Regions from separate parts of the Homo sapiens genome. Here region 2 is linked to region 1. Evidence: chromatin loops called from intact Hi-C (ENCODE). Cell type or tissue: GM12878. All regions are shown on one strand. Links, peaks and the distances in the headings refer to the core of each region. The heading gives the core; the rest is flanking DNA.

The links. Peaks named below come from ENCODE experiments on the same cell type or tissue, not always from the same donor. Only the 100,000 strongest peaks of a DNase experiment are listed, where the experiment ranks them.
Region 2: a loop joins it to region 1, with 2.8 times the contacts of the local background. A loop is called at or near these places in 1 of 110 quality-filtered maps.

What each region holds. Positions count from the first base shown.
Region 1 is chr13:46,977,675-46,988,429 of GRCh38, forward strand. No RefSeq gene overlaps it. Among named protein-coding and RNA genes, the nearest start is that of HTR2A, 86 kb to the left of the region's middle. In GM12878, for the core only: no CTCF peak of the experiment used is centred there; DNase peaks (open chromatin) are centred at 5,687 and 6,397; H3K4me3 peaks cover 1,023 bases; H3K27ac peaks cover 2,386 bases.
Region 2 is chr13:47,141,505-47,152,259 of GRCh38, forward strand. No RefSeq gene overlaps it. Among named protein-coding and RNA genes, the nearest start is that of HTR2A, 250 kb to the left of the region's middle. In GM12878, for the core only: no CTCF peak of the experiment used is centred there; a DNase peak (open chromatin) is centred at 5,677.

The DNA.
Region 1 (10,755 bases), core at 1,245-9,244:
CATTCTATATGTTCTTTTGAAAAATGTCTATTCAGTGCCTATTCTTAAATTGTGTTGTTTTCTTGCTATTTGGATTGTTTGGATCCCTTATACACTTTGGATATTAATCCCTTATCAGATGTATGGTTTACAAATATTTTCTCCCATTCCATAGAAACAACATTCTTGAGCAACCAGTGGACCAAAGATGAAATCAAAAGAGAAATTACAAAATATCTTGAGACAAACAAAATGAAACACAATATACCAAAGCTTACTGAATGCAGAAAATAAGTATTATGATGGAAGTTTATAGTGATAAATGCCTATATTAAAAAAGATGATAGATCTCAATAAACAATCTAATCTTATAGTGCAAGGAAGTAGAACATGAAGAACAAGCTAAGCCCAAAATTAGAAGGAATAAAAAGATTAGAGAAGAAACAAATAGAGAATAGGAAAGCAATAGAAAAAAATGGATAAAACTAAAAGTTGTTGTTTTGGAAAGATCAACAAAATTGAGAAATCCTTAGCTGGAGTAAGAAAAAAGAAGACTCAAAATCAGAAATGAAAGAGGAGATATTAACAACTGATGCCACAGAAACAAAAAGGATTATGTATTAATCTGTTCTCATGATGCTAATAAAGACATACACAAGACTGGGTAATTTATTTATTTATTTATATTTTATTATACTGTAAGTTTTAGGGTACATGTGCACAACGTGCAGGTTTGTTACATATGTATACATGTGCCATGTTGGTGTGCTGCACCCATTAACTCGTCATTTAACATTAGGTATATCTCCTAATGCTATCCCTCCCCCCTCCCCCCTCCCCCCACCCCACAACAGGCCCTGGTGTGTGATGTTCCCCTTGCTGTGTCCATGTGTTCTCATTGTTCAATTCCCACCTATGAGTGAGAACATGCGGTGTTTGGTTTTTTGTCCTTGCGATAGTTTGCTGAGAATGATGGTTTCCAGCTTCATCCATGTCCCTACAAAGTGCATGAACTCATCCTTTTTTATGGCTGCATAGTATTCCATGGTGTATATGTGCCACATTTTCTTAATCCAGTCTATCATTGATGGACATTTGGCTTGGTTCCAAGTCTTTGCTATTGTGAATAGTCCCACAATAAACATACGTGTGCATATGTCTTTATAGCAGCATGATTTATAATCCTTTGGGTATATACCCAGTAATGGGATGGCTGGGTCAAATGGTATTTCTAGTTCCAGATCCCTGAGGAATCGCCACAGTGACTTCCACAATGGTTGAACTAGTTTACAGTCCCACCAACAGTGTAAAAGTGTTCCTATTTCTCCACATCCTCTCCAGCACCTGTTTCCTGACTTTTTAATGATCGCCATTCTAACTGGTGTGAGATGGCATCTCATTGTGGTTTTGATTTGCATTTCTCTGATGGCCAAGGACTGGGTAATTTATAAAGGAAGGAGGCTTAATTGACTCACAGTTCTGCGTGGCTGGGGAGGCCTCAGGATGCCTATAATCACTGCAGAAGGGGAAGCAAACTCATCCTTCTTCACATGGTGGCAGCAAGGAGAAGTGCTGAGCTAAAGGGGAAAAGCCCCTTATAAAACCATCAGATCTCGTGAGAACCCACTCACTATCACGAGAACAGCATGAGGGTAACTGTCCCCATGATTAAATTACATCCCACTAGGTCCCTCCTACGACACATGGGGATTATAATAACTACAATTCAGGATGAGATTTGGGTGGGGATATAGCCAAACCATATCAGATTATAAGAGATCACTATGAACAATTATGTACCACTAAATTATGTAATCCAGGAGAAATGGATAAATTCCTAGGAATATAAAACTGTCAAGATTGAGCTATGAAGAAATAGAAAATCTGAATAAATCTATAATTTGTAAGGAGGTTGAATCAGTAATCTTCCAACAAAGCAAAACACAGAACTAGTTGACTTAACTGAATAATTCTATCAATCCTTCTCAAACTCTTCCAAAAATTATAGAGGATAGAATATTTCCAAATACACTTTTCAAAGGCCAGGATTATCCTGATAGCAAAGTCAGGCAAATACACTACAAGAAATGAAAACTCCAGGCTACTGTCTCTGATGAACATAGATGCAAAAATCCTCATAAAAATTCTAGCAAGCTGAATTCAATGGTACATCAAAAGGATCATGTACCATGACCAAGTGGGATTTTTCCCTGAGATGAAAGGATGGTTCAACATTTAAAAATCAATCAATATGATACACCACATGAACAGAACTAAGGATAAAAATTACATGATCATCTCAATAGATGCAGTAAAAACATTTGAAAATATTCAACACCTTTACAAGATTAATAAAAACATTTGAAAAAATAGGAATAAAAGAAAATTACCTCAGCATTATAAAGGCAATATATGACAAACAGCAGACGTATTCAATAGTGAAAAACTAACAGCTTTTTCTCTAAGATCAGGAAGAAGAAAAGAATGCCCATCCTCACTATTTCTATTTAACATAGTACTGGAAGTCTTAGCTAAACAAAAGAGATAAAAGGCATCTAAATCTGAAAGGAAGATGTAATATTTATTATTTCTATTCACAGATGATGTCTTATATGTAGAAACAACTCTGCCATACACACACAAACTGTTGAATAAATTCAAAGTTGTAAGATATAAAATCAACATATAAAATAAGCTCTTTTTATATGCTGACATGAACAATCTGAAAAAGATAATTAAGAAAATAATTCCACTTACAATATCAAAAAATAATCAGGACTAAACTTGACCAGGGATAAAAATACTTATCCACCGAAAATTTTAAAAACATGGCTGGAAGGAATTAAAGATACAAATAAATGGGAAGATATCCTGTGTTCATAGATTGAAAGACTTAATATTGTTAAAACACTCATCCTGCCCAAAGTAATCTACAGAATTAATGCATTCCCTATTAAAATTCCAATGCTTTTTTCTTTTCAGTAATAGGAAAACAATCCTAAAATTCATATGGGACTCCAAAGAGTCCCAGATAGCCAAAACAATCTTGAGAAAGAACAAAACTAGAGGCCTCATACTTCCTGACTTCAAAATATATTAGAAAGCTATAGTATCAGAACAGTATGCTACTCGCATAAAAACAGACATATAAAGCAATGGAACAGAATCAAGAGCCCAGGAATAAACACATCCATATACCGTCAAATGATCTTTGACAAGTGTGCTAAAATCACCAAGGGAGAAATATAGTCTCTTCAACAAATAGTGTTGGGAAAACTGGATATCCATGTTGAAAATAATGAAATTGATGGATATGTTAATTAGCTTGGTGTAATCTTTCTACAATGTATATATAGATTAAAACATTACTTTGTACCCCATAAATATACACGATTATTATTTGTCAATCAAAAATGAATAAAATTGGACCCTTATACCATATACAAAATATAGACTCAAAATGGATTAAAGACTGAAACATAGTCCTAAAACTATAAAACTAGAAGAAAACATAGGAAAAAAACTTTATGACATTGGTCTTGGCAAGGATTTCTTGAATGTGACACCAAATGTGAATGTAACACAAAAAGCCCAAGATACAACACCAAAATGGGCAAGTGAGACTACATCGAACTAAAAAGCTTTATGGCAAAGGAAACAGTCCACAGAATAAAAAGGCAACCTATGGAATGCGAGAAAATATTTGCAAACCATGTGTTTAATAAGGGATTAATAATCCAAAATATATAATAAACTCCTAAAACTCAGTGTTTAACATCCCTAAGGAATGAAAAAGCTACAAGATATCACCTCACACCTAAGACGGCCATTATAAAAAACAAATAACGAATATCAGGATATAGAGAAATTGAAACCCTTGTGTGTTTTTGGGAATGTAAAATTGTGTAGCTTCTATGAAAAATGGTGGGGTCTTTCCTCAAAAAAGACTAGGACTAACATATGATCCAGCCATCCCACTCCAGGTATTCAAATAATTCAGAACAAGGCCTCAGATAGATACTTGCACTCCCATGCTTACTGCAGCACTATTCACAATGACCAAGAGGTGGAAACAACTTACATGTTTGTAAGTGGATGAATGGATTGAGAATATGTGAAATAGAAACACATAATAGAATATTATTTAGTCTTAAGGAAATTCTGTCCCACGCTATATGGATGAATCTTGTGGGTTTTACGCTATGTGACATAAGTGAGCCACAAAAGGCCAAATATTGCATGATTCCACTTAGATGAGGTTTCTAGAACAGTCAAACTTATAGAAGCAGAAAGTAGAGTGATGGTTTCCAGGAGTGGGGAGAATGGGGAATTGCTGTTCAATGGATACAGAGTTGCAGTCATCCAAAATGAATAAGTTCAAGAGAACTGCCCTACAACAATGTGCATATAGTAAACCACACCGTTCTGTCTGTACACTGAGATTTGCTAAAAGGCTAGATTTTATGTTAAGTATTTTCTACTACTTTCTTTTTTAAAAAGAATATAGTATCCAATGGAACTGCCATCATCTGTTGCTCCTCCCACCTATCTGTACCAAATTCCTGTGAAAGGTAGAAAATAAACAAATGAACCATGTTAAATTTTGGACCTGAAGATAGATATGTTAAATGCGAACTGATTTATTGAAGCCCCTGGTTTAGGAAAACCTGTGAGTTTTTCAGTGATTCATGATATTAGTGTTCATAATGTGGATGATTACTTTTTTCAAGCAGTTTTAGATTTACAGCAATATTGAGAAGAAGGTACAAAGACATCCCATATACCCACTGCCCTCCCCTGCTGGCCTCCTCCATTATCAACACCCCCCACCCGTGTGGTACATTTGTTACAATCAATGAACATACATTGACATATCGCTATCATCACTCAAAGTTCACAGTTTATATTAGGGCTCACTCTTGCTGTTGTACATTCTATGGGTTTGAATAAATGTATAATGTCATGTGTTCACCATTAAAGTATCATACAGAGTATTTTCACTGCCTTAAAAATCCTCTGTGCTCTGCCTATTCCTTCCTCCCTATCCCCAAACCCCAGCTACCTCTGAGCTTTTGTACTGTCTCCATAGTTTTGCCTTTTTAAAACAAATTATCTTTGCTTTTGAAAAGACATAGAATAATAATTACAACATTATATATAGATGTGTATCTATGCAATATAGGGTTTCCCTGGTGTAAGGCAGTAAGAAGGGGTGAGTAAAAGTATAGAGGGAGCTAGGTCTGAAATTAGAAATAGGTGTCCTTCCCTTTTACATGGATGGAGGAGGGTGATTGGTTTTGGAACAGGAAGTTCAGGGAAGCTTCACCAGAACTTGCCTTAGCCCTTAGCATCCCTAGCCAGGTGTGTTCACTAACCCTTGTTCTGAGGAATAGCACTGTGGCAGAACAGATGTTGGCACTGGGCCCTGGTAGGTAGGGTTCTTGTCCCTCTTTTACTGGCTGGTGAAGGCACGTGGGAATAGTTCTCAAATATGGTTTTCCTGTCTGTAAAATTAGGAAACTGATTTATCAGACCTAGATTGATTGCCTGGACTTTTCATCACAGTCTCAATCTCAAATCTGAGGTTCCCTTCTCTGACTGTACATCGATTTTGGCTTTGTATATGTGGCCACTGAACTTCTCAGGTCTGTCCCAGACTGAATCTTTGATCTTTTTTCACTTCTGCAAAATGCAGGAAGCCCTTTCTTTGTTGTGGTCCCTGTGATGCAAGCTTGGTCAAAAGAAGAAAAGAGCAGAGCTGTGATAAGCTGATTTTAGCAGCAGCGCTCCATTTAGCACCAGGCTGTGTATCCCCCATGAACAGCACAGCCCACTGGGTGCTGGTGGCAGGAATGGCTTTTTGCAGAGACCAAGTGGGTCCAAATGAGAAGGGATTTTCCCATCTTGAACTCCTCTCTTCTGCTGAATTTTCACTGGGGTATAATTTGTTAGTATCTGGCATCGATCCCCCTGCAGGTCATCATACCCATTCCTTTCAGAATGTGGCTGGTAGTCATGGGCAGGGAGAGAGGGACCTTGTATGGAGTTTTGCAGACAGGGCTTCTGATCCCATATACTACAAAATCATTAAAAAACCACCTATCATGCACATGCTGTAAGGTAGGCATTGTGAAAAATGTTTTTCCGTACATTCACTCCCTTATTTTGGTCACTAAACTGCATGTTCATTATCTTTTCAACCACAGGCTTTTGTCCAACATTATAATATTGAGACCTATGGCATACCCTATACTCTTTGTTTCCATCTTCCAGATCCCGAGTCCAGCTACCAGCTCACTACACCTCTGCTGTCCTGCTGTACTTGTATCTTTAAGACACCTGTGAGACCTTTTCTGTGCTTTCAGTTTTATGTGATGGCTTGGCATGCAAACACAAGTATCTCTAGGAAGGCATTCAGGCCTTGAGAACCCTTTGGGGTGTAGTAACAGGAACTTCCTCTTGTGAATCATGCCTTTCATGTAAGAGCAGTCCTGTTAGGAGCACATTATTGACCTCTGCACCTATTCATCAGCCAGAAAGTGTTTATTTACTGAGTATATCCTGAGGTACTGAGATCATTGTCATTGCAGTGTTATTTTGGATTAAATATACATTTGTATTTTTGAAAATTTTGGCATAGTCTACTTTCCCTTGAAAAGAATAACATCAGTAATAACTGGCTGATTTAGGAATCTGTTGACTAGCTTGTCATATAATAGCTTATTTTTCCCCCTTTGAAACTGAAATAGTTGGATTTCTGTAACCTGTGGTATTTTTCTTGGGAATCATATATGTAAAGACTAAATTAGAGGTGAAACTAAGTTTAGTTTGTACATTAGATTTAATTAGTATGAAATTAATTTTAATGTTCTTTTTTTTTGAGACAGAGTCTCACTCTATTGCCTCAATTACTCCAAATTAATTTTCATCGGAACTTCAATAAACATTTTTTTTTTTTGAGACAGTCTCACTCTGTCTCCCGGGCTGGAGTGCATTGGCATGATCTCAGCTCACTGCAACCTCTGCCTCCCGGGTTTAAGCGATTCTCCTGCCTCAGCCTCCCGAGTAGCTGTGATTACAGGTGTGTGCCACTAAGCCTGGATAATTTTTGTATTTTTAGTAGAGAGGGGTTTTTGCCATGTTGGCCAGGCTGGTCTCGAACTCCTGATCTCAAGTGATCTCCCCATCTCGACCTCCCAAAGTGCTGAGATTATAGGTGTGAGCCACCATGCCTGGCACTGATAGTCTTTTGAGAGAAATGTATTTGTTCATTAAATGTAGTTCAAACAATTCTGTTTCCTCTCAAAAACATTGAATAATTTGGGGAGAAAAACTAACAGATATGTAACTATTAGAGAAGTATCAAGTGTGTTGTATGTGAATTTAAATATCATAGAGAAGGAAAGGTCAGTATAGGTTGAATGAATCTCTTTAAATTATAAACAGCCTATTCCTGCCTCTGGTTGGTTTTATACAAAATGTATTAGTTGAATTTCCCTATACTCAGACCATAGTACTGATAGCTCACCAATCTTTGATTTATAAGAATGGTAGAGGTTGTTCCTGGATTCTGCAGATACAAAACATGCCTGTACCTAATCACATTTGGTTGATAAATTCATTTAAAAAAACCAGAAATGTGAGTTATGGAATAAAAATTACCAGGAGAAATACCAAGAATAAAAAAATCTCTTATTCTTAGGAACAAACAGATAAATAGTTCCACATGCATTTTATTATTCTGTTTTCATTTGCATTCTTCATGACAGTGAGTTCTCCCCCAAAGAACCACTTAAACATCTTGAAATTTGTTATGTTTCCCATCAGTTTCTTAACTGCAAAGCTTCATCACCTCAAGTTATACTGTCCACTTCCTGTGGGAAACGTGGGCAGTAGGAGGACAATTCGAACTCAGAATTAGCTAAATTTTGCATTAGGAAAAATGGAAATCCATTTAAGATGTTTTTACTTGAACTTCATTCTGTTATTAAGCCTTACTCTGAGCCACTTTATTATACAACAATCATGCAGCTCACTACAGCTCAAAGGTTAGAAGCATGATGGAGTCCTGAAAAGGCCTCAGATATGTTATTCTGGGTGTAAATTTATGTTACACTAATTGTGAATGCAATGCTTATGTGCTTATTTGATATCTTAAACTAGCATCTTAAAGGCTTATTATATGGAGCCTTATAATTTTATACAGAACCTAGGTCAGTGATTCTCAAACCTGGACACAGGATAAACTTTTGATTCCTGGGTCCCAATCTGTAAAGATTCTGAGTCAGTGAAGCTGGATGGAGCCTGGGCATCTGCATTTTTAACAAATACTTCAGATTCTTGTAATACAATTGATCCATACTCCTTGAGAAATATTGGCTTAGATTCATGAAAATTTCAAGAGTTGAAATGATTCATTGTAATTTTTTTTTTCTTTTGAGATGGAGTCTTGCCTTATTACCTAGGCTGGGGTGCAGTGGCATGATCTCGGCTCACCGCAAACTTCACCTCCCGGGTACAAGGGATTCTCCTGCGTCAGCCTCCCAAGTAGCTGGGATTATAAGTGTGTGCCACCATGCCCAGCTAGTTTTTGTATTTTTAGAAGAGATGGGGTTTCGCCATGTCAGCCAGGCTAGTCTCCTGACCTCAAGTGATCCGCCTGCCTCGGCCTCCCAAAGTGCTGGGATTACAGGCTTGAGACAGCACAGCTGGCTGACTCATTGTAATTTATGTAAAAACAAATGATGACTTACTGGGGCTAATTGAGCCTGTATTTTTGTGATACATAAAAGATCAAGTTTAGTTCAAGTGCTTTTTACTTTTCAGCTTTGAGGTATAGTTAACAAAATAAGAATTAAGGTATACAATATGATGTTTTGATGTGTACACAGTATGAAATGATTATAAAAATCAAACTAATCAACATTTCTACAGCTTCTTATAGTTACCTTGTGTGTGTGATGAGAACATTTGAGATCTACTCACTTAGCAAATTTCAAGTATACAATACAGTATCATATAAATATAGTTACCGTGCTGTACCTTAGATCTTCAAAACGTATCCATCCAATATAGGTTAAAAAAAGAGTTATGAAAGTTTTTTTTAAAATGTGGACTATATTAATTTTCAGAGCCCTTTCACTTGGAAAACTAACTACTGTTACACTATTTACTTATAACTTTTTTTTGTATTCAAGTACTCCTTCTGAACTAAAAAGTAGATGCTATACATTTGAGCTTTGCCTATTACAAATTCACATACATTGTTTTTCCTTCTTTGTGAGGTTATTTTGTCAATTAAATGATTTCTTAGTGCCGTATGAGTTATAATAGGGTGGGTAGGTTATGCTTCAGTAACAGACGTCAAATTTTTTTTTTTAAGAACCAATCCTCCATGTCTTTTCATGGTTTCATAGCTCATTTCTTTAGTGCTGAATACTATTTCATTACATGGATGTTCTGCAGTTGATCCATCTACCTATTGAAGAAAATCTTGATTGCTTCAGCAATTATGATTAAAGCTGTTATAAACACTTGCATGCTTGTTTTTGTGTAGAAGTGCATTTTCAACTCCTTTGGGTATATACCAAGGAGCACAATTCCTGGATTATACGGTAAGAGTAAAATCTCTTATTTTTAAAGCAATTTTTTTATTTCTCAAGCTACATGTTCATCCCGAGTTGGTTTGGGTGTTCTGCTCTGTGTTATTCTCACTCAGGAACTCAGTCTCATGGGTGTCTCTCAGCTTACCATGAGTTTCCAGGATCAGCATAGTGTGAGAAGCAGGAAAAGAACTTTAGAGGGTCTTACACCAGCAAACCAATACTTAGCCTGGAAATGAGCACATCACTTTTGCTCACTGGTATCATGGCCCCACCTTCACAAAAAAGAGCCAGGAAATTGTTTTCCATTTGCCTAGAAGAAATGGTAATCGGATATCAGCAGCATCAGTAACTTTTGCATTCTGCCCATATTTTTAAATAATTTTGCTTGCTTTCCTACCTGTATATGAGGTATAGTCACCCCTCCCTGAGGATCACAACCCAAAAATCCCATTTAGTCATGGCATCAGGCTCAAAGTCTGAGATCTCTTGCATGATGCTTAGTAGACTCCAACCAGAGGTAGGGGATGGCAGTGGCCTGTACATCAGGTGTGGGTGTAAATCAGGAGATAGAGGCTATTACTGATTATACTTCCTGGGTGCAGCTCCCACTCTACTCATCCCCATAGCCCTTGGCTTTACCCTCTGGAGGTTCTTGTTGTTCTAATATCCTCTTTGGTTCCATATGAAGTAGGCATTGGGAATGTAGTCTCTTATGCTGTTAGTAGCTTTCTCAGCTTACTTCTTGCCCGTAGATGTTTGGGACTCCTAAGTTCTTTATAGGTTTCATAGTCTTTAATTATTTTTTTGGCAATTCAGTTCTCCCAATAACTTAGCTTTTTATTTATTTTAATTCAGACACTAACATGTGCCAGTAACCACACCCATAGTTCTTTCCTAGACATTTTTCTAGATTTGTTACACATGTCTTATTTTGTACCCCATTCCTGTCCGTTACTTAATTGTGGATACTCTGGGCTTATCAGGCTTCTTTGGCAGAACCATTTATTTAGTCTATTTTTTGCTGCACCATTTTCTTCCAACTGACGCAATTTCTGGGTGCCAGTGAAATCCATTCAGAGATTTTTGACTGTGGGTGAGGCAGCTAATCCCTTCATTTAATTCTTGCTGTGGTGAGAGTTTTAATTGGCATTTGTTATTCAAGACATTTCTT
Region 2 (10,755 bases), core at 1,606-9,605, 160 kb after region 1:
CCAACTAGCTCTTCCTTGGTGACATTTCTTGTCTTGTGCCTTTTGAAATTTCATTGTAACATCCTTGACATGGATGATATCATTGGCATAGATAAAATTTTTTCCAATCTTTTGAGTCTACTTGATTAGAGATTTAGCAGGAAGAACACAAATGTGATTGAAACTCTATAAAATCAATATTCAATGGAGTCTTCCTACTAAATATGTGTGAAGCCTTATAAGTTTGGTCAGTTGTTTAATACCTTTTAAGAAAGACCTTCCTTTCCTGCTAAGATAAATAGTTTCCAGAAGTTAATTCCATTATATTATGGCTATTCATGTAGCAAACTCACTGCTACCTCTGTGATTTTAAAAAAGAACATCTTAAAATTGTCTTCGATACTTATCCAGTTAGGTTTCATGAATCATCAAGGTGGGGGATGTCTGGATAGCCTCAAGTGTTTTGAATTTCCATTTTCTTTACTTAGGCTAGATTTTTATGCATTGGTTTTTCACTGACAACATTTTTATGGTTTTAAACACTGTAATTAGAAGTCCAAAAAGTTATTTTAATGAGTTGGCTAAAAATTTATGCCCTTAAAGCCAGGAAATCCCAAATGTGTCCATGTTGTGCATGTTGTATTTCAGATTAGTAGTTTAGGCTTCTAAATTTGTATTCTCATTATGGGGTATATAAATGAGGGAAATTTTCACATAGGTTTCTTGTTTTGTTTTGCTTTTAGCATTTAACGTGTTTGAATTGTCTCCTAACTACCTTGTCTTAAAATAACTCTGGATGTTTGGACAGGTGGTTACACTCTGTTAATCACACAAAGTTGAAGCTATTTTAAAGCAAGTCATTCCCACTATGGTAACACTGTTGAAGCCTTCTGCAATACAGAAGGCTTCTACTTCTGTTTTATCAACTCGGCCTTTCTCTAAAAGTATCCTCATAGTATCTATGTAGAGTTGATGCAATATCTTTAAATAGTTCTAGACTTCTTGTGATATCACCATCTGGAACTTGGATCTTCTTCACAGGCAAAGAATTAGCCCTCACGGCTCCTGTCTTCTGGGGTTTATTTAATATGCACAATTATATCATTTTGTGCTAAGCACCAACATAAAGCAAGTTCAGGAAATCATGGCGTTTCAGGTTTGTAAGGAATTTTTAAGACTTTTTTTTTTTTGAGACAGAGTCTTGCTCTGTCACCCAGGCTGGAGTGCAGTGGCGTGATCTCACCTCACTGCAACCTCCACCTCCCGGGTTCAAGCAATTCTCCTGTCTCAGTCTCCCGAGTAGCTGGGACTACAGGCGTGTGCCACCATGCCTGGCTAATTTTTGTATTTTTAGTAGAGACGGGGTTTCACCATGTTGGCCAGGCTGGTCTTGAACTCCTGGCCTCGGCCTCCCAAAGTGCTAGGATTACAGGCATGAACCACCATGCCTGGCCAAGACAATTTTTAAGAACCTTTTACTTTTGAAATAGTTATAGTTTTGAGGAAGTTGCAAAAATAGTACAGAGAGGTCCAAGGTCATTTATTTTAACTACTCACCTTGCCCTGAAAGACTTTACACATTTAAAACTGAAGAAAATTGGTTCTGAAGATTTACCCATCAGGATCCGAAGAATACAGACACCCAAATCAAAGGACCAGCTTACTAGCAAGTAAGAAGGTGAAGAAGGGAAGAACAGTGACCCAACAAGTAATATCCTCATTCAAAATGACTTTGATTAAAGGAACATGTAATGGGATGAATACTTACAAACATGCAGACTTCTTTAATTCCAGAATTATGATGGAAGAGGTGTTTATACAACCACCTGGGCTTTGAAATCAGTGCTTCAAATTCTGGCTCTGTTGATTACTGTAAAATCCTGAGATGGTAATTGATCTCTCTGTGTCTTTGTTTCTTCTTCTGTGGAAGAGCAATAATAATATCTTTCCTGGACAGTTGTGACAAGAATTAAAATTGTTTAATATGCATAAAGAAGACAGTTAGCATAGTATTCAAGCAAGTGCTCAATATATTAAAGATATTATCATTACTCTTTCACTTCTGAAAATTCAAATACAGCCAATTCTTGTTATTTGTAGTAGTTTATTCTATAAAGTCACTATGAACACTGAATTAGCAAGTATTTAACTATTACTCCAAGAGGAAATATAGGGTTAATTTCCTACAAACCACTGGTCACAACATATTTTTGTCAACCAATGTCTGACCTTGTTTTATATATGTTTCTGTATAAAGATATTGCATGCATTCATTAACACTGAACTCATGGCTAACAGCACTATAGCTCATGTCAGAACAAAGCTTATCTAATAAGTATATTTTCTCTAATGCAATCTTCTTAGGAACACCAGCCAGCACTTTAACAATATGCCTGGAGGCCATTTTAAACAGTGAAATCACCAAGAAAAAGCAAAAAAAAAAAATTTTTTTTAAAGTGAAAAATGTTGCACTAAATAGACTGCAGAATGCACACTTGTTTGCAGTATAAGAGTACAAGAAGGTGGAGCATGGCTTTGTTCAACCTCAGCTGGGAACTTGTGCAATGGGGCACTAAAAGCTTTCTCCACTCTGTAAAGATGTGTATCCAAAAATGACTGTGAAAGTGCTGCAAGTATGGGTTTGGGAGTTACAAATACATTTTAGTGGACAGGCAAATTCACAAATATGAAATCTGTGAATAACTGTGATCTACTGTAGTAGTTTTTGTGCCAGCCTGAATAAATTCTTGTGTTGACTCCTGAAAACATAAGTGAACTTGATCAAAGTGTAACGTTTTGAGACTGGTTTTTACGTGTGTCTTGTAGAATCAAGACCTGACCATGTTTCTGCTCCTACCCTCCCGCTCCTTTCACTTAAGTTCTCCTGTGGACTCATGTGCCTGGTTGAGGTCCCTGAACATGGCAGAGTCCCTTGTGACTTTGGGCTCTTCTCCATAGTGTTCCCACTATGATGGGACAGTGCAGAACCACTAAGCCTGCAGGCTCTGGAATCCCACAGCCTGGGTATGACACCCAGCTCAGCCACTTACAAAACATGTGACCTGGAGCAAGTTCTGTAACCTCTCTGGCTACAGTTTCTTCTTCTATAAAATTGTGATAATAACGGCATTTACCTCGGAAGATGTTTTGAAAATTAAGGAGATTATGTCTTCAAAACACTTCCCACAATGCCTGGCACATAGGATCATTCCGTGTTTTTCTGCCTGGTCAGATTCCATTTGAAGCCTCAATGTCCATTCCTTGGTGAACACATCGCTAACTCCCCAGGCACAACTAGTCATTTTCCCCTATGCTTCTGAATCACTTTAGTTCATGACAATCACAGCACTTGAGGAAATGCTGCATTGCTGACAACCTCCTTCCCTGTGCAACTGTGAGTTTCCTGATGGATCTTCTCTTTTTTTTCTTTTTCTCTTTCTTTTCTTTCCTTTTCTTTCTTTTCCTTTTCTTTCTTTTCCTTTCTTTCTTTCTCTTTCTTTCTTTTTCTTTCTCTTTCTTTCTCTCCCTTCCTTCCTTCCTTACTTCTTTCTCTCTCTCTCTCTCTCTCTTTCTTTCTTTCTTTCCTTTTTAGATGGAGTCTCTCTCTGTCATTCAGGCTGCAGTGCAGCGGCACAATCTTGGCTCACTGCAACCTCTGCCTCCTGGGTTCAGGCAATTCTCTGCCTCAGCTTCCCAAGTAGCTGGGATTATAGGCACCCCCCCACCACGCCTGGCTAATTTTTGTATTTTTAGTAGAGATGGGGTTTCACCCTCTTGGCCAGGCTAGTCTTGAACTCCTGACCTCATGATCCACCTGCCTCAGCCTCCCAAAGTGCTGGGATTACAGGCGTGAGCCACTGCGCCCAGCCTCCTGATGGATATTTTCAATCTTTGCTTCCCTGGTGTCCATCAGGGAGCCAGACACACAGTAGGTGCTCAACAGTTGCTAAATACATGAGTTAATATATAAATATACGTAATTACAATTACAACTCATAAAAAGTAGTGGCTTGAACAATTGGAAGGAAAACTGTTGAGCAAATACAAAATATCTGGTCCTTTTTGAATTTAAAACATAGATACTATGTTAACTTAAGATTAAACATATACAACAAATTATGTATTTTATACCCTAACTCTGCAGAATAGGGTTTCTCAAGTTGTAACTACATGGAAAGTTTGTGAATTTTGTAGGTTCCTAAAATCCACCCCAGATCTACTGAATATGCATGATGTTTAATAAGCTGTCTGCCTAAAGCTTGGTCACCACTCTGGTGGCAGCTGCTCAAACTCCTCAGGGTAATCTTCTGAAACAGTAGGATACATTAGGATGTAAGTACCCTGGTACGGGCAGGGACCATGTGTGTTTTGTTCAGTATTGTGCCCTCTTATCTGAACTAGTATGTAACACACAGAAAGAGCACAATAATTAGTTACTGGTTAAACAAATGAATAAATAATGCAGATAAGAAGCAAATTCATAGTCCCCATAAACACTTTGGATTGTATTACCGAAGTGGAGTCCCAAATTCACCCATTCTCAGACTTCAGTGCAGGTAACAATCCCTATTTAAAAGAAAGCTCCAAGACTCACTCTCTGAAGATTCCGATTCAGTAGGTCTGGGGGGTGGGGCTGAAAGTCTCCATTTGTAACATGATCATAGGTGATTCCAAGCAAAGTGATCACTGTTACACACTTTGAAAAATGCAGTACATCATCCAGGCAATGGCCCAACAACCAAATCAAGTGTAAACAAAACTGTGGTGTGTGGTTCAGTTGTGGGGTGCATAGCTATCAATGCAGAGAGGAGTTTGTATGTAGTATTTAATACTTGTATTAGTCAGAGTTCTCTAGAAGGACAGAACTAACAGGATAGATGTACATATAAAGTGGAATTTATTAAGGAGTATTGACTCACATGATCACAAGGTGAGGTTTCACAATAGGCTATCTACAAGCTGAGGAGCAAGGAAGCCAGTTCAGGTCCCAAAACCTCAAAAGTAGGAAAGCCAACAGTGCAACCTTCAGTCTGTGGCTGAAGGCCTGACAGCCCTTGGCAAATCGCTAGTGTAAGTCCAACAGTCCAAAAGCTGAATAACTTGGAGTCTGATGTTCAAGGGCAGGAAGCATCCAGCATGGGAGAAAGATGAAGGCCGGAAGACTCAGCAAGTCTGCTCTTTCCACCTTCTTCTACCTGCTTTATTCTAGCTGCATTGGCAGCTTATTAGTGATGCCCACCCAGACTGAGGGTGGGTCTCCCTCTCCTGGTCCACTGACTCAAATGTTACTCTCCTTTGGCAACACCCTCACAGACACACCCAGGAACAATACTTTGCACCCTTCAATCCAATCAAGTTGACACTCAATATTAACCATTATAATACTCAGTCTAATAAAACCTGTAAACAATGTTGAACTCAGGGTATTGTGAGCTCTGCAGTGTTGTTCCAATAAATACACAGCAACCCATATGTGTTCCCATTATGTTTAGAGTAAGAAGTGTCATTTAAATTCTCATCTGGACCTTCATTCTCTTCCTGACAGAGGAGGAGCATGACAGGGCAAATGTGGACGCTGCTCATCCTCTCCAGTATATACAATGTTTAATCATTGAAAGAAAATAAGAAGAATGATAGTGAAACCATGACCTCCCAAATGTCTTTCACTTCACTGGCTGTTGTGGTTATTGCAGTACTTTTCTGATGGCTCTTGTCTTGTGAAACTTGTTTTTTACCTCTGTCTACAAGACTTATGGTTCTGAAGCTTTTCTTAATATAGCTTAACTATTTGGTCTCTACTCATAATTTCCAACTTGGCAGTGGGGGTTTGCCCATTCTCTGTTCTCTGTTTCTTGCTATCAGCTGAGGCTTCTCAGCTCTCTTCCATCCCTCAGAAAGAAGGTCTGAAATTATTATGTAATCCACATGGATACAAACCCAGTGCGGAACCTCATGTGAAGTCTTCAAGCTCTCAGCCTTGTCAGCTCAATCTTCCCTCATTTTCTGGTAGGGATAACAGCAGGACATTATGTTGATTCTCTGCTAGGATAGATCACTTCCTCTCTGGAGTTCTATAATCTCAAGGTGTATGCATCATAAACTGAAAGCATCAATGTAGATTGGAAAACTTGCTACACCCACCTGCTGCTCTGCTTGCTACTTTCCAGGCATTTAAAGGAGAACAGGCCTGTGGGATGAGTGCAGGTGGTGTGTAAAAACTAAAAGAGTTCCTGTATTGGCAGCAGTGGGAAGAGGGAAGCAGAAAAACCAGATGGAAGTTTACTGCCTCTGGGCTGCACTTACCACAAAGTAATTCATATGCACTTTTGCCTTTATCTGCAGCTTTGAATGTAGGCATATTTATTTTAAATCTCCAAGGAGCTCTTGTGTTTGATGGATTAAAAAATGTTTAATTACATTTACAGCCTTTCCATGAGGTAGATATGGAAAGCCATTCCATTTGGTTTACTGATTAGTGGCGTGGTAAATTACTCCATTAGAACAGTGCTATAAATAATAAAAATGGCATTTTACTGCACGATGTTCTATCCTCTTCTTGTGCTATCATGACCATTATACCAGAGTCAAATGATTTCATGAGATTTCCAGCAAGACAATGTTTTAGAAAGCCTGGAGTTTGCCTCAGGAGATCTAGATTTCAGCTCTTTAATATTGCTCAGCGGGATTAATATTATCAGATTTATAATTTCACTGACATTATTTAAAAAAAAACATGGATAACAGCAGCTTCTTTGCCTATCTTAGCATTGCTGAGGATCAAATGAGATTCACCTTCTTACTGATTCAGTCTTGGGAGGGTGTATGTGTCCAGGAATGTATCCATTTCTTCTAGATATTCTAGTTCATTTGCATAGAGGTGTTTGTAGTATTCTCTGATGGTTGGTTGTATTTCTGAGGAGTCAGTGGTGATATCCTCTTTAACATTTTTTATCGTATCTATTTGATTCTTCTCTCTTTTCTATTAGCCTAGCTAGTGGTCTATTTGTTAACTTTAAAAAAAAAAAACAGCTTCTGGATTCATTGATTTTTTGAAGGGTTTTTTGTGTTTCTATCTCCTTCAGTTCCACTCTGATCTTGTTTATTTCTTTTCTTCTGCTAGCTTTGAGTTTTATTTGCTCTTGGTTCTCTAGTTTTTTTTAGTTGTGATGTCAGGGTGTTGATTTAAGATCTTTCTAGCTTTTTGATGTGGGCATTCAGTGTTATAAATTGCCTTCTTAACACAGCTTTAGCTGTGTGGCAGAGATTCTGCTACACTGTTTCTTTGTTCTCATTGGTTTCAAAGAACTTCGTGATTTCTGCCTTAATCTCATTATTTACCCAGGAGTCATTCGGAAGCAGGTTGCTCAATTTCCACGTAGTTGTGTGGTTTTTGAGTGAGTCTCTTAATCTTGAGTTCTAATTTCACTGTGCTGTGGTCTGAGAGACTATTTGTTATGATTTCAGTTATTTTGCGTTTGCTGAGAAGTGTTTTACTTCCAATTATGTGATTGATTTTAGAGTAAGTGTCATGAGGTACTGAGAAGAATGTATATTCTGTTGTTTTGGGGTGGAGAGTTCTGTAGATATCAGGTCCGCTTGATCCAGAGCTGAGTTGAAGTCCTGAATGTTTTTGTTAATTTTCTGTATCGATGATCTTTCCAATATTGATGGTAGGGTGTTAAAGTCTCCTGCTTTTATTGTGTGGGAGTCTAAGTCTCTTTGTATGTCTCTAAGAACTTGTTTTACGAGTCTGGATGCTTCTATATTGGGTACGTATATATTTAGGATAGTTAGCTCTTCCTGTTGAATTGAATCCTTTACCATTATATAATGCCCTTCTTGGTCTTTTTTGATCTTTGTTGGTTTAAAATCTGTTTTGTCAGAAACTAGGATTGCAATCCATGCTTTTTTCTGCTTTCCATTTGCTTGGTAAATTTTCCTCCATCCCTTTATTTTGAGACTATTTTGAGGCTTTGCACATGAGATGGGTCTCTTGACAGTAGCACACTGATGGGTCTCAACTTTTTATCCAGCTTTCCATTCTGTGTCTTTTATCTGGGGGCATTTTGCCCATTTACATTTAAGTTTAATACTATTATGTGTGAATGTGATCCTGTCATCAGGATGCTAGCTGGTTATTTTGCAGACTTGTTAATGTAGTTGCTTCACAGTGTCATTTGTCTTTGTACTTCAGGGTGTTTTTGTAGTGGCTGGTAACAGTTTTTCCTTTCCATATTTAATGCTTCCTTCAGGAGCTCTTGCAAGGCAGGCCTGGTGGTGGTGGATTCCCTCAGCGTTTGCTTGTCTGAAAAGGATTTTATTTCTCCTTAGCTTATGAAGCTTAGTTTGGCCAGATATTAAATTCTGTGTTGGAAATTCTTTTCTTTAAGAATGTTGAATATTGGCCCCCAGTCTCTTCTGGCTTGTAGGGTTTCTGCTGAAAGATCCACTGTTAGTCTGATGGGCTTCCTTTTGTAGGTGACCTGGCCTTTCTCTCTTGTTGCCCTGCTTTTCATCAGTCTCCGTGGGTTGCATCAACTGCCTAGTCAGTCCTAATGAAAGAACCTGGATACCTCAGTTGCTGGTGTAGGATTCACTCACTGTTTTCATTCTTCTCAGTGGGAGCCTCTGACTGTAGCTGTTTCTAGTTGGCCATCTTGGCCCCTCCCTTCTACAGTTTTGTTTTTGTTTTTGTTTTTGTTTTTGTGTTTTTGTTTTGTTTTGTTTTTGATAAGGAGTCTTGCTCCACTGCCCAGGCTGGAGTGAAGTGGCCCAGTCTCGGCTCACTGCAACCTCCACCTCCCAAGTTCAAGTGATTCTTCTGCCTCAGCCTCCTGAGTAGCTGGAATTACAGGTGTGTGCCAACACCCCCGGCTACTTTTTGTATTTTTAGTAGAGACAGGGTTTCACCATGTTGGCCAGGCTGGTCTCAAAATCCTGACCTCAAGTGATCCATTCGCAGCCTCCCAAAGTCCTGGGATTACAGGCATCAGCCCCCACTCCCAGCCCTACATTTTTTTTTAATGTAGGGGTTTTGTTTACAAATGAAACTACAGCTCTTTTTTTTAAAGACATTTCTTATTAAAGGAAAACAAGAACTAATTAAACTTTTTCTAAGCAAATGTGTTCTACTACAGCTCGTTAGTGAGAACATGAAGCTGGGGGTGCCATTAATGCAGAAGGAGATTATTATCCATCTGAGTGTGGGGGAGCTAAGTGTATCTTGCTGCTCTATTTTCTGCTACTTTTTGTTTTTGCTTTTTGTTTTGGTTTTGAGAGTTCATGTTATTTGCCTGTTTGTTTGAAAAGTCATACATGTTCATGGCAAAAACTCACATAGAAATTGAGTAAACCTTTAAGTCTCCTGTCCACCACAATTTTTTTTTCTGTTAGTCTCTTCCAGGAGACAACTATTATTTACTAGTTTCCCAGAGATATTCCATGCTTGTATGAATGTGTGTCTGTGCATATCCTTTTAAGAAAAATCACAAGTGGTGGTATAATGTACACATTGTAAAATGTACTTTGCATTTTTTTACCTGATTATATTATTTCATGATAATCTTTCCTTTCCAGTTCAACTTCTCACATTTTCTGAAGTTAATAATTATCTTGGTTTATTGTTTACTTACTCTTCTATGAACTTGTTATAAATGTAATGCCTAGAACCTTGCCAGTTGTCTAAATGTCTTCTACATCTATTCAGCCCATCAAATATCCTAACAGTGTTATCTTCTGGAGGCTTCAGATCTGTTCCTTTACGAACTGGTTGTCTTTTGTACCTAGTACGAGCTATCATCCTGGGATTGATTTTCATCATAATTTTGGGGATTCCATTGCCTCTCTTTTGTGTGTCTATATTTCTCCTTTCCCTTTCTTTCTACTTATTGGTTTACTCCATCATTTTGGTGCTGGATATTCACTCTCCTGAGGAAAAAAAATTGGATAGAATGTAAATTTTTGAGATGTTGAACATCTGAAAATGTCATCATTTTATGTTCACATTAGATTGATAGTTTTACTGATAGTTGGTGTACAGAAAAAGAGTTAACCTAGTAAGCCTGATAATGCTGCCCTTGGAAAGGCCTCCTTGCAGGGTTGTCCCTTAACTGTTGTCCGGGAACTTGGATTGTAAACAGTTCCTTACACTGATATAAACCTTCCTGGAATGATAAGAGTGCTTTACTATTCCTAATTTATTTGTGCAAACGATATGGTTTATGCGGAACACCTGCTTTCCTTTTGGGAAAATTCTATTTGGAATTTTGGTACATGCTAGGCTGAGGGTGCCTACATGACCAGTCCCCAGTGGGGGGAAAAAAAACAAAAACAAAAACACAAATGTGGGCAGTGCATCTCTAATGAGCTTTTCTGGTAGACAACATTTCACTCTTGGTATCACAATTAATTGCTGGAAGAGTTAAATATGTCACTTGTGACACCACTGGGAGAGGACTCTTGGTAGTTTCAAGCCTAGTATCCTCAGGACTTCATCCCATAGTGATTTTTTCCCTTTGTTGATTTTGTTTTGTGCCCTTTCACTGTTATAAACCATAGCAGTTAGTGCAACTATATCCTGAGTGCTGTGAGTTCTAGTGAATTGCAGAATCTGGGGAGGTGGTCTTGGGGATGCTCTGACATAGTTGGTCATTGTTTTCCTTTAGAATGCTTTTGGCATTTTCCACCGCCTTCTATCTTCCATGTGTTGAGAAGTCAGAAGTCAATCTTACCTCTGACCTTTGTATATAATATTCTCTCTCTCTCTCCTTCTCTCAA